Linked DNA regions of Homo sapiens: region 1 is linked to region 2. Evidence: chromatin contacts called from ENCODE Hi-C or POLR2A ChIA-PET data. All regions are on one chromosome and are shown on one strand. Each heading gives the region's core, a stretch centred on a gene start or an enhancer-like site at or near the end of the contact. The rest is flanking DNA. Distances are from core to core; before and after follow the strand shown.

What was found. A loop is a pair of places that touch in the nucleus more often than their neighbours do. ChIA-PET counts read pairs that join two places held with the same protein, here RNA polymerase II (POLR2A). Pooled maps may share reads with other maps.
Region 1: a pooled map shows a loop between it and region 2 (5-fold over the local background). The contact joins the promoter of ANO8 here to the promoter of TRMT1 in region 2. A Hi-C loop is called at or near these places in 1 of 168 maps with a recorded cell type or tissue (posterior vena cava) and 1 of 50 pooled maps. POLR2A ChIA-PET finds 5 or more read pairs at or near these places in 1 of 52 experiments (B cell).

Annotation. Positions count from the first base shown.
Region 1 is chr19:17,333,491-17,338,802 of GRCh38, reverse strand. ANO8 (anoctamin 8) reads left to right here and starts at 3,948. Exons shown (of 18, transcript NM_020959.3): 1 at 3,948-4,238; 2 at 5,003-5,113; 3 at 5,249-5,312. The coding sequence starts at 4,133. It overlaps GTPBP3 (GTP binding protein 3, mitochondrial), which reads right to left and starts at 1,250. Exons shown (of 9, transcript NM_032620.4): 1 at 1,139-1,250; 2 at 548-795; 3 at 352-438; 4 at 62-264. The coding sequence starts at 1,191. RefSeq lists enhancers at 266-937, 938-1,609, 1,610-2,281 and a silencer at 4,006-4,445.
Region 2 is chr19:13,113,615-13,119,345 of GRCh38, reverse strand. TRMT1 (tRNA methyltransferase 1) reads left to right here and starts at 2,606. Exons shown (of 17, transcript NM_001136035.4): 1 at 2,606-2,693; 2 at 2,915-3,200; 3 at 3,294-3,349; 4 at 3,578-3,720; 5 at 3,880-4,067. The coding sequence starts at 2,947. It overlaps NACC1 (nucleus accumbens associated 1), which reads right to left and starts at 1,082. Exons shown (of 6, transcript NM_052876.4): 1 at 892-1,082. RefSeq lists enhancers at 1-37, 1,313-1,462, 2,423-2,612 and silencers at 473-522, 1,073-1,272.

The DNA of each region.
Region 1 (5,312 bases), core at 2,699-5,198, 4.2 Mb before region 2:
TCATGCAGGGGTTGCACAGATGGGGTCTCTGAGGGAGAGAATGGACAAATGGGGGACTTGCTTTGGTGAGGGTCTCGGCCCAGCCACGGCAGAGGTGGCCCAGCTCTCCGTCCAGCTGCCTGAGGGCCTGCCGCCGCTGCGCCTCTGTTTCCGCGTGGATAAGGTCCGCCAGCCCCTCCACTTCGGTCAGGTTCAGCTTCCCATTGGCGAACGCCCGTCTGGTGAACTCGCCTGCCTCCGCCGGTCGAAGCCCTGGCACGCTGCCTGCAGGAAGGTCCCAGTCTGACACCCCCTGGTCCCCACCCAGGCCCATTGGGAGGACCAAGCATCTCACCCAACGCTGCAACTCACCCAAGGCCTGCAGGACGCCGCTCACCACTGCCGGGCCTCCATGCACGTGGAACTCCACGCAGTCCTCACCGGTGAAACTCTGGGGACCTAATGTGACAGACAGGTGACAGGAGGACAGCACAGCCAGTGCAAACCCTTGGAAGGGGGAAACTGAGTCATGGGACCTACAGGAGGCTCGGAACCTGGGGACCCTCACCTGGGAACCAGAGCACCAGTGCGCGGTCCAGAGGCTCCCCGGAGCGGGGATCGCTGAGCAGGCGCAGGCTGGCGTGGCGAGCAAGGGGCAGGTCTCGGGGTGCTGTGAGAATTCGGAGGGCGTGGCCGCTGGCGGGGCCGCTGGTCCGGATCACTGCGATGCCGCAGCGGCCTTGGCCAGAGCTTAGCGCGAAGATGGTGGCGCCGGAGCCGGGGGCTGGTGCGCCGCTGCTCCGGCGCGTGCACAATCTGGAACCGGAGGGGAGGCGAATCAGCGCACCTGGGAGGCTCAGCCTCAGTGTCAAGTAGACCGAGGGCTCGATGATCGCGAGATGCTCCAGGTGGGGGGGTTCTGCGGCTGGGGGATGCACAAATTGGATGTTCTGAAGGCCGAAGGGTGACCGGATTAGGGACTGTGAGGCCAGAAGGAGACCCAGATATGGGCTCTGCCGCAAGGGTCATGAACGATTGAGGCACGGAAGAACGCGAATGATTGCTCTGCCGCAGGGAATTGGGCCCCTAAAACCCAGGGAGTGGGTCTGGGGTCCAAGCAGCACCCCAAGCTGTCGCACCCCTTCCCCTGTAGCCCCACCTGCGAGGCCCACGTGCCGCTTGGGCCGCCAGGGTCCAAAGCCCCCGCCACATGGATTTACAACCTGCGACCCGCCTGCCCGACCTGCCTGTGTGGCTTCAAGTCTGGGCAGGGGGCCCCGCCCACTCCGCGGCTTGACTAGTAAAGTGCTCAACTATTCTCGACCACCATTGGGTATCTTAGGATACGTCCTGCCCACCGTCTGAAGATACTCGCTTCCATTGGCTGGTGCAAGGGAGAGCGGGAGCGGGAGGCGGTATGGAGGTAGGTGTAGCGAAATGTTGTTCCCCGGGCAACATGAGACCAAATTTTTAGGGTCCTAGCGCAGCGAGGCTGACAATAGGAATAAGGAATGGAAGAAAGGACAGAGTTTGGCACAGGGCAGTGCAAATTACAGCGAGGGGAGGTTTTGAGTCCCGCATTTTCCATCTGCTCACTCCGCAGCCTTAGGCGTGGCAAGGACCTATGTGCGTTCAGTTTTCCCGTTCAAGAAAGGAGGGACTACACCTCTTTACGTTCAGGTTCAGACCGGAAACTCAGAGCATCTCGGTGACCGGGAGGGACGAGTACTGGAGAACCCACGCCCTGATCCAGGGAAAATCTTGCCCGAACTTCTGGAAAGAGTCCTACTTGCTTTTTCCGGAACTCTCCAGATTCTCTCCCCTCCCCAGCGTTCCCTTCTGCCGTTCCCTCGGCTTCGGATGCCCTTCCTCATTTGACAAACTCGTCTTCAAGGCCTAGCTCCAAGATCCCCTCCTCCAGGAAGTCTTCCTGGAACCCCCAGCACAGCCCTCTCTCCACTGTGGACTTCCTTGGCTCTCTGTCTCTCTGGTCCAGGTCTGCACCTGCAGAGCCAAGTGTCCGGTCAGTCTCTGGCTCCCCGAAAGCCAGAAAGGGGAGCCTCGGAGATTGCTTTCAGGTTAACCCAGGACAGCACTGAAACTCGGAATAAAGCGCTGATGGTGGAATTCCAGGCACTGGCTGGGCGGGGTCTCCGGGAGCGCCTTCGCATGGCGGATTCTCTGGTTCTGGATCAGAGCGGGCGGGCGGCGCACTTGCGTGTTAAGAAAAATCTGTCTGACAGAATAGAGTTCTAATACCCCCTTACCTCGCCCTGCTCAATATTTTTATTTACTTTATTATTTTATTTTATTTTATTTTTGAGACAGGGTCTCACTCTGTCGCCCAGGCTGGAGTGCAGTGGCGCGATCACGGCTCTTGCAACCTCCAACTTTTGGGCTCAAGGGATCCGCCCGCCTCAGCCTCCTGAGTAGCTGGAACCACAGGCGCGAGCCACCATGCCAGTCTAACTTTTCGGTGTTTCTTTTTGTTTGTTGTTTTTGTTTGTTTGTTTTGTTTTCGTTTTTTTGGTGGAGACGGGGATCTCACTACGTTGCCCAAGCTTTTTTTTTTTTTTTTTTTTTTTTTTGAGACGGGGTCTCGCTCTGTCGCCCAGGCTGGAGTTCAGTGGCGCGATCTAGACTCACTGCAACCTCCGCCTCCCAGGTTCAAGCGATTCTCCTGCCTCAGACTCCCAAGTAGCTGGGACTACAGGCGTGCGCCACCATGCCTGGCTAATTTTTTGTATTTTTAATAGAGACAGGGTTTGGCCATGTTGGTCAGGCTGGTCTCGAACTCCTTGCCTCAGGTGATCTACCCGCCTTGGCCTCCCAAAATGCTGGGATTACAGGCGTGAGCCACTGCGCCCGGCCGAGGCTTTAATATTTTAAGTTGTAAAATAGGAACAAATGATGACATATTTATATTTCATCTGCCATTCTCTAGTTGTTACATCTGTAACAAGCTAGTTATTACATCTGTAACAAGCTAGTTGTTACATCTGTAACAAGCGTACAGCAAGCGCCTACTGTGTGCTCGCATTGAGAACCAGACCTGGCCCCTCGTTCCTACCCTCGCTGGGCTTTCAGTCTAACAGACTGAGCTACTCAGAATAGTCAGGGGTTGGCCAAATGCCAGGTAAAACCCAGGTCGCCCAGCTAAATGTGAATTTCAAATAAACAATGAATAATTTTTTAGTACTAGTATGTCCCATGTAGACATAGGACATAGAAACATTTATGTATGTATGTATATATATGTATTTGAGACAGGGTCTCGTTCTGTCGCCCAGGATGCAGTGCAGTGGGTGTGATCTCAGCTCACTGCAGCCTTGACCTCCTGAGCACAAGCGATTCTCCTGCCTCAGCCTCCCAAGTAGCTGGGATTACAGGTGCGCCCCGCCCAGCTAACATTTATTCTTTTATCTGAAATTTACATTTAACTAGACGGACTGTATTTTTATTTGCTAAACTTGACAACTCTATGGGATCCTCTCCGAGGTTACATCCTGAAGGGAGTCGGTGTTAACCGGACGAAGAGTGCATGAGGAGTGTTCTAGGCAGCCAAATGGTGCGTGCAAAGTTCCTAAGCAGGGCTTGCTGTAATTATGTATCACAGCCCTACTGGGGTGGTTGAAGTTATTGTCACCAGGAATCTTCCCCAACCGGCCCGCCCCTCCCACGTCCTCCCTTAGTCAACTTACGCCCATCTCACATTCCAAACAGCGTCTCCAGGGTCCGGAGTTTGCAGATGGGGAAACTGAGGCTCCGAGGCGGGGACCAGAAGAAAGCATGGGTGGGGACAAGTTGGAGAATGCACCATCAGTGCGGGCGGGGACCAGCAGCAGGGAGCGAGGTAGGCGGGCGAGAAGGAAACCCAGAAAACAACACGGGCGGAGACGCGAACCAAAGAACTAGGCGGGCGAACTCAGCTGAGAACCCTAGAGTGACGTGCATCGGGCCGGGAAGGAGAATCGAGGTTCGGCTCGGGCGGGGACGAGAAGCAGCGCTCGGGCGAGCGAGGACCGAGGCCGGCGCGGGCGGGCGCGGCCTTTGTCTCCTCCTCCCGCGCGCTCCGCGGCTGCACCGGCCCCATGAGCCCGCGGCTCCCCGTCGCCCGGGCCGTCCGTAGCCCCTGACCTGACCTGTCCTCGCCATGGCCGAGGCCGCCTCCGGCGCCGGGGGCACGTCCCTGGAGGGCGAGCGTGGCAAGAGGCCCCCGCCGGAGGGCGAGCCTGCAGCCCCGGCGTCCGGAGTTCTGGGTATGTGTGCGGCGGCTGGACCAGACAGGGTTGCAGGTGCCTGGGGAGCCCGCGTCAACTACACGGGGAGGAGGATCAGGGTCAAACGTAACCTGGCGTGGTGTCTGGACGAGGGGCCGGCTCCTCCCGGCACTGCGGCTGCGGCCCGGCGGGCGGGGCTGGGACGGTGCTTCGGGCTGGGGTCCCGGCGCGGAGACGCGGACACGCCCCTCCGAGAGCCCCAGGCTTGGGCTGCGCCCTGCCACCCCCGGGCTGCGGGATCGCGGCGGGCCAGGGATGTGCTTGAGAGAGCCTCTCCGCGAAGAATACAGAATCATACGGTCCTGGGTTCAAATCCCAGCTTGACTGTGTGACCTTGGGCGCGTGACTTAAACGCTCTGGGCCTCAGTTTCCTCACCTGTGAAATGGGGGTAAGAACCGCACCTAGTCCCTGGGGCTGCTGCAAGGACGGCGCTGTCATAATGTGGTGAAGCGCTCAGGGCTGCTAGTGAGCGCCCCATCGATTGTGGTTTTGGAGGCGGAGCTGGGCCTCAAGAATGAGTAAGATTTGTAAGGGAGGATCTGGGGGGAAGGGCATTTCTGGAGGAAGGCCTGGCTGGTACAAGGACGTGGAGGGAGGAAAATAAGCCAAGCCCAGAGCTCCCGGGGCCTTGAATGCCAGGTGGAGTGGTGAGGAGCCCTGGCGGGGGCAGGAGGAGCCAAGACTGGAGGCCGGGTCCGGATCCCAGAGTGGCCTGACCCGGGCCTGCTACGCCGCCCCCTAGATAAGCTTTTCGGAAAGCGGCTCCTGCAGGCTGGTCGCTACCTGGTGTCCCACAAGGCGTGGATGAAGACGGTGCCTACAGAGAACTGCGACGTGCTGATGACCTTCCCAGGTACCCAAGCCCGCCCGCCCGCCCGCCCAGTGCCCAGATGCGGCTCTCCTGAGCTCGGCTTCCCAGAACGGGAATACGTAGGAGGCCTTGGGCCCCCTCGTGGCAGGAGCCATCGGTCCCTGTGCCCCTTGGCAGACACGACCGATGACCACACGCTGCTATGGCTGCTGAACCACATCCGCGTGGGCATTCCCGAGCT
Region 2 (5,731 bases), core at 1,357-3,856:
TGAACAGTTGGCAGAGGCTTGCCCAAGGGGTAGGGTCAGGACTCTAGAGGCTTCAGGGATGAGGTGTGAGAAAGACGGAACCCCTTAACACTTGAGTTGGGGGCGGTGGGGGGCGCATCTTAGTATATACCTTCTGGTCACACCAGCTTTTCCTGACCTGCCCCCACATCCCCCCTAGCCTAGCCCAAAAGGCTCTGCTCTCTCGACTCCCAAAACTCCTACAGCAGTCCCTCACCTTACCTGATCGCCCCCACATCTAGCCTCCCCCTCCCCACATCTGAGTCCTGACCTCATGTGACCCCCGGAAAACATCTCTGGGATCTCCTATCCGCCCCCACACGAAGTAACTCCGCCCACACCCGCCGTGCCCCACTTCCTGGGCTTCTCCTCAGCCGCCCCCAGGCCTGTAACTTGACCCACCCACCTCCTCCAGCGCCCAGGCGGTACCTGCAGGCCCGGCCCCTCCCCGCCCCCCTCCGGCCGCGCCGCTCTCCTCTCCTCCCCCACTCGGCCTGGCCGGAGCCCGACTCCTCCTCCCCCTCCCCCTCCCCCTCCGGCATCCACGAGAACCTCCTCACTTTTCCGCCTCGGACCCTCCAACTTCCCCGGATCCCCGGTACCTGCCCCGGCCCGACCTGGCCCCCTCCCTCGCTGGGAGACGGGGGAGCGGTCCAGGTACGATCCTGCCGCCCCCAAGCCCTGAAGCTCGGGCTGGACGCTCAAGGCCGCCCGCGGTAGCTGGGCCTCCACACACTCGCCTGCCCGGGCACAGTGCAGGCTGCGGGCCCGGCTCCTCCTCGGTCCGAGAAAGCACCCAGGCCCTCCCCACTCAGCCCTCGGGCCGCCCCGGCTGGAGGAGGCCGGAACCGGGCCTGAGGCGGGCCGCCTCACCTGCGCCGTGGCCGCGCTCCGGGGGGTCCCGGCGGGCTCCGCAGCGGCGGCTGGGGCCGGGCCTGGGCCCGGGGCGCGCCCCGCTGCGCCGGGGCCTCGGCCTCCGCCTCCGCGGCCTCCGCGGCCTCCGCCTCAGCAGCAGCGGCAGCCGCGGCGGCCATTCATTGTGGGCCAGGCCGCCCCAGCCGAGCGCCGAGCGAGCGCAAGCCGCGCTGCCGCCGCAGCCAGGCCAGGGAGGAGCGGCCCCGGCCCCGCCCGCGCACCGCCCTCGGGCCCCGCCCTCCAGGCGAGGCCAGCCGAGCTCCGAGCGCGCCCCTTCTAACCGGCTCCGTCTCCTCTCTATGCCCCTGGGGGATCCTCGCCAGTACGTCGGCTCAGCTCGATGGTTCGAATCCTGGCCCCGCCACCTTCTAGTCCCGCGACCTTGGGCAAGTCGCTCTACCTTTCCGAACTTTAGTTTCCTGTAAAACAAAAACAATAATGACTGCTGTTTATTGTGGCAGGCACTGCGTTACATTCTTTATGGGAATTAGCTCGTTTAAACTACACAGTAACATTTTTTAGTGAGAACTGCTACAGACACACTATAGAAAATAAAGGCAGCTGGGCGCGGTGTCTCACGCCTGTAATCCCAGCACTTTGGGAGACCGAGGTGGGTGGATCGCCTGAGGTCAGGAGTTCGAAACCAGCCTGGCCAATATGGTGAAACTCTGTCTCTACTAAAAATACAAAAATTAGCCGGGCGTGATGGCATGCGCTTGTAATCCCAGCTACTCGGGAGACTGAGGCAGAAGAATCGCTTGCACCCGGGAGGCGGTGGTTGCAGTGAGCCGAGATCATGCCACTGCACTCCAGCCTGGGCGAGACTCCGTCTCAAAAAAAAAAAAAAAAGAAAGAAAGAAAGAAAAGGAGGCACAGAGAAATGAAGAAAGCTGGTCAAGATCATCACACAGCAAGGAAGTGATGGTAGGTGCCAGGATTTAAACACAGGCTCAAAAGCGACAATAAGACCTAAGACTTTTATGATGCTTACCGGATGCTAGGTTCTGTTAGCATTTTACCTGCACTAACTCGTTTACTTCTCACTACAACCCAGTAACAAATGGTAAAAAAAAGTTCTGCCCATTTTGCAAAAGCGGTAACTTAAGTTCAGAGTTAACAAGTCGCAGGGCGAGCTGAGACTGGAACCCAGGTAGCCGGGACCACTTCGCTGTCCTGCCTTCATACACTGGTTAGAACTTTACCGAGCGCTTACAATGTTAGAGTGGTTCTTTGCACACTTTCCAGGAATCTGTCATTTAATCTTTGCTCTATCTGAGAAACCACGATTCTCATTTAATAGGTAAGAAAAGTGAAGCCGCGGGAGTAACCTGCCCAGAGCATGTGATGGGACTGAGATTCAAACCCGGTAAATCCAACTCCAGAGCCTGAGTCATTCCTGCAGGGTGCTCTGAAATAATGTGTATATAGCACCCAGAACACAGAAGAGGACCAATAAGTGTTGGGTTTCTCCGCTTACCGCCCCTTTTCTGAGCCACAACTTCCTCATCTGTGAAATGGGACTAGGGACGTGTCCTCTCCCAGGGGATCCACTGTGATTAACACCCCCGGAACAGCACGATCAGCGCGCTTCCTTTATGGCTTTCATTTTGATCCCGGCCGCCCACCGTACGTTTCCTCATTGACTGGCCAACCACTATCATGTGATTCGCCCACCCACTGTGCCAACATGGCGGCGCCCAGGTCCTAATTCGGGAAACGTGCACCTTGACTAATTCGGTTTTCTGTGGCTACGAGAGCAGGTGAGGACGGGCTAGGCAGCGCGGGGAGGGATTCGGACTCGGGGCGGGCCTGCACGAGGGCATCGGCTCCACAGGGACCAGTCATCCCCAAAACGAGGGGATATCAGCTTACCGAGGCCGCAGGTTTTCCTAGTCCCTACCTCATAGATATGTAGGACATCCCCGGGCCCGGAATGCGGCTCTCTGACCCTCTCTGTGCCCTCCCCCGCCCCCCGAACCAGGCTTGGCGGGCGGAGGCGCCAGCGGATGTCTCATGCAAGGATCGTCTCTGTGGCTAAGCCTCACTTTCCGCTCCGCCCGGGTGCTCTCTAGAGCCCGGTTTTTCGAGTGGCAGTCTCCAGGGCTGCCGAATACAGCAGCGATGGAGAACGGCACCGGGCCCTACGGAGAAGAACGTCCACGTGAAGTCCAGGAGACGACAGTCACCGAGGGGGCTGCCAAAATCGCCTTTCCCAGTGCCAACGAGGTCTTTTATAACCCGGTGCAGGAATTCAATCGGGACCTGACGTGAGCAGGGGTCAGACGTTAGCCTGGCATCGGCTAGTGGGTCAGTGTGGATGGCGGGGGCGGGGTATGAGCTAGTCCTCTGTCTCCCACCAGATGTGCTGTGATCACCGAGTTTGCTCGCATTCAGCTTGGGGCCAAAGGAATCCAGAGTGAGTGGAGGTCCAGGCTTCTGGTGGGCGGGGGTCACACAAGTTTATCTCCCTGCCTGGGCTCTTCTGCCGCCCAAATCCAGAGGGGCTTCAGCCACATAGCAGGCCCTGGGTTCTGCTCCTTCAGCCTTTCCGCAGGGATTTCAGGGACGATATTTTGGAGATTAAGGGGAGGTTTCTCAGAGGGGACCTTGTTATTCTCTGACTTGTGCCTCTGGGTGGCTGCAGTCAAGGTTCCAGGAGAGAAGGACACGCAAAAAGTGGTCGTGGACTTGTCAGAGCAAGAGGAGGAAAAGGTTGAACTGAAAGAGAGTGAAAACCTGGCCTCAGGAGACCAACCTCGCACAGCGGCCGTGGGGGAGATCTGTGAGGTGGGGCCTGAGCATAGGAGCTGGCAGCCCTGGAATTTAGCGGGAGACAGAGGGCTCCTGGAGGGGGAGAGCTATAGGAGGTGGGTGGTGGGGGCTCCTTGGGGCCCAGAAGAGGATGGAGGTGGAGATGTGAGGGAGGTTTTCTGCTTACTCCAACAGGAAGGCCTGCATGTGCTGGAAGGCCTGGCAGCTTCAGGCCTACGTTCCATTCGATTTGCCCTAGAGGTGCCTGGGCTCAGATCTGTGGTTGCAAACGATGCCTCCACCCGGGCTGTGGATCTCATACGCCGGAATGTCCAGCTCAATGACGTGGCCCACCTGGTACAGCCGAGCCAAGCAGATGCCCGGTAGGTTCTGGGCATCACAGCCTAGCTCTGGGACAAGCCTGCCTGGGGTCAAATTCTGGCTCTGTCACATTCTCACTCTGTGACCTTGAGTGAGTGACTTAGCCTCTTTGAGCCCCAGTTTCCTTGTCTGTCAACTGAGAAAATTAGTTTTACAGGGGTTGCTGTGATGAGTAATAGATAATTATGGTATGATCCATACTCTGTGCCAGAAATAAGTAGCATCCTGGTCTCTGTTTTAACTTCTTACACTCCTTTTATTCATTCAAATGAGCCATAGTATATCCAGTGTCTGCTATGTGTCAGGCACCGTTTTCAAGAACTGGAAATGCATCAGGAAACAAAACATGCAAAATTGGTGACCTTCGCAAGAGTTGGCAAACTATAGCCTGTGGGGCTCACAGCCTTTTTTTGTTTGTTTGCTTGTTTGTTTGTTTTTTGAGATGTAGTCTCGCCCTTGTTGCCCAGGCTGGAGTGCAGTGGCACGATCTCAGCTCATTGCAACCTCCGCCTCCCGGGTTCAAGCCATTCCCCTGCCTCAGCCTCCCGAGTAGCTGGGATTACAGGCACGTGCCACCACGCCTGGCTAATTTTTATTTTTATTTATTTATTTATTTTTTGACACGGAGTCTCGCTCTGTTGCCCAGGCTAGAGTGCACTAGCGTGATCTTGGCTCACTGCAACCTCCGCCTCCCAGGTTCAAGTGATTCTCCTGCCTTAGCCTCCCGACTGAGTAGCTGGGACTACAGACATCTGCTACCACACCCACCTGTATTTATAGTAGAGATGGGGTTTCACCATGGTGGCCAGGATGGTCTCGATTTCCTGACCTCGTGATCTGCCCGCCTCGGCCTCCCAAAGTGGTGGGATTATAGGCATGAGCCACTGCACCTGGCTATGCCAGGCTAATTTTTATATTTTTAGTAGAGACAGGGTTTTGCCATGTTGGCCAGGCTAGTCTCAAACTCCTGACCTCAAGTGATCTGCCCACCTCGGCCTTCCAAAGTGCTGGGATTACAGACGTGAGCCACTGCGCCCGGCCTAGCCTAGTTTATCAATGGCCCACAACCCAAGAATGTTTTTTACATTTTTAAAGGTTAAAAAAGAAGACTATGCAGTAGGGACCACATATGACTCACAAAGCCTAAAATACCTTCTGACCTTTTACAGAGAAAAAAGTTTTTACTTTTCTGACCTTACTAGAATCCAAATAGTAATCACAGACAATGAAAAGTAATTAGCTGGGCATGGTGACTCATGCCTGTAATCAAGCATTTTGAGAGGCCAAGGCAGGAGGATCGCTTGAGGCCAGGATTTCAAGACCAGCCTAGGCAACACAGTGAAACCCGTCTCTACAAAAATTTTAAAATGAGGTCAGACGCAGTGGCTCACCCCTGTAATCCCAGCACTTTGGAAGGCCGAGGTGGGCGGATCACTTGAGGTCAGGAGCTCGAGACCAGCCTGGCCAACATGGTAAAACCTCGTCTCTACTAAAAATATAAAAATTAGCCAGGCATGGTGGCACGTGCCTGTAATCCCAGCTACTTGGGAAGCTGAGGCAGGAGAATCGCTTGAACCCAGGAGGTGGAAGTTGCAGTGCGCCGAGAACCCACCACTGCACTCCAGCCTGGGTGACACAGCGAGACTCTGTCTCCAAAGAAAGGAAA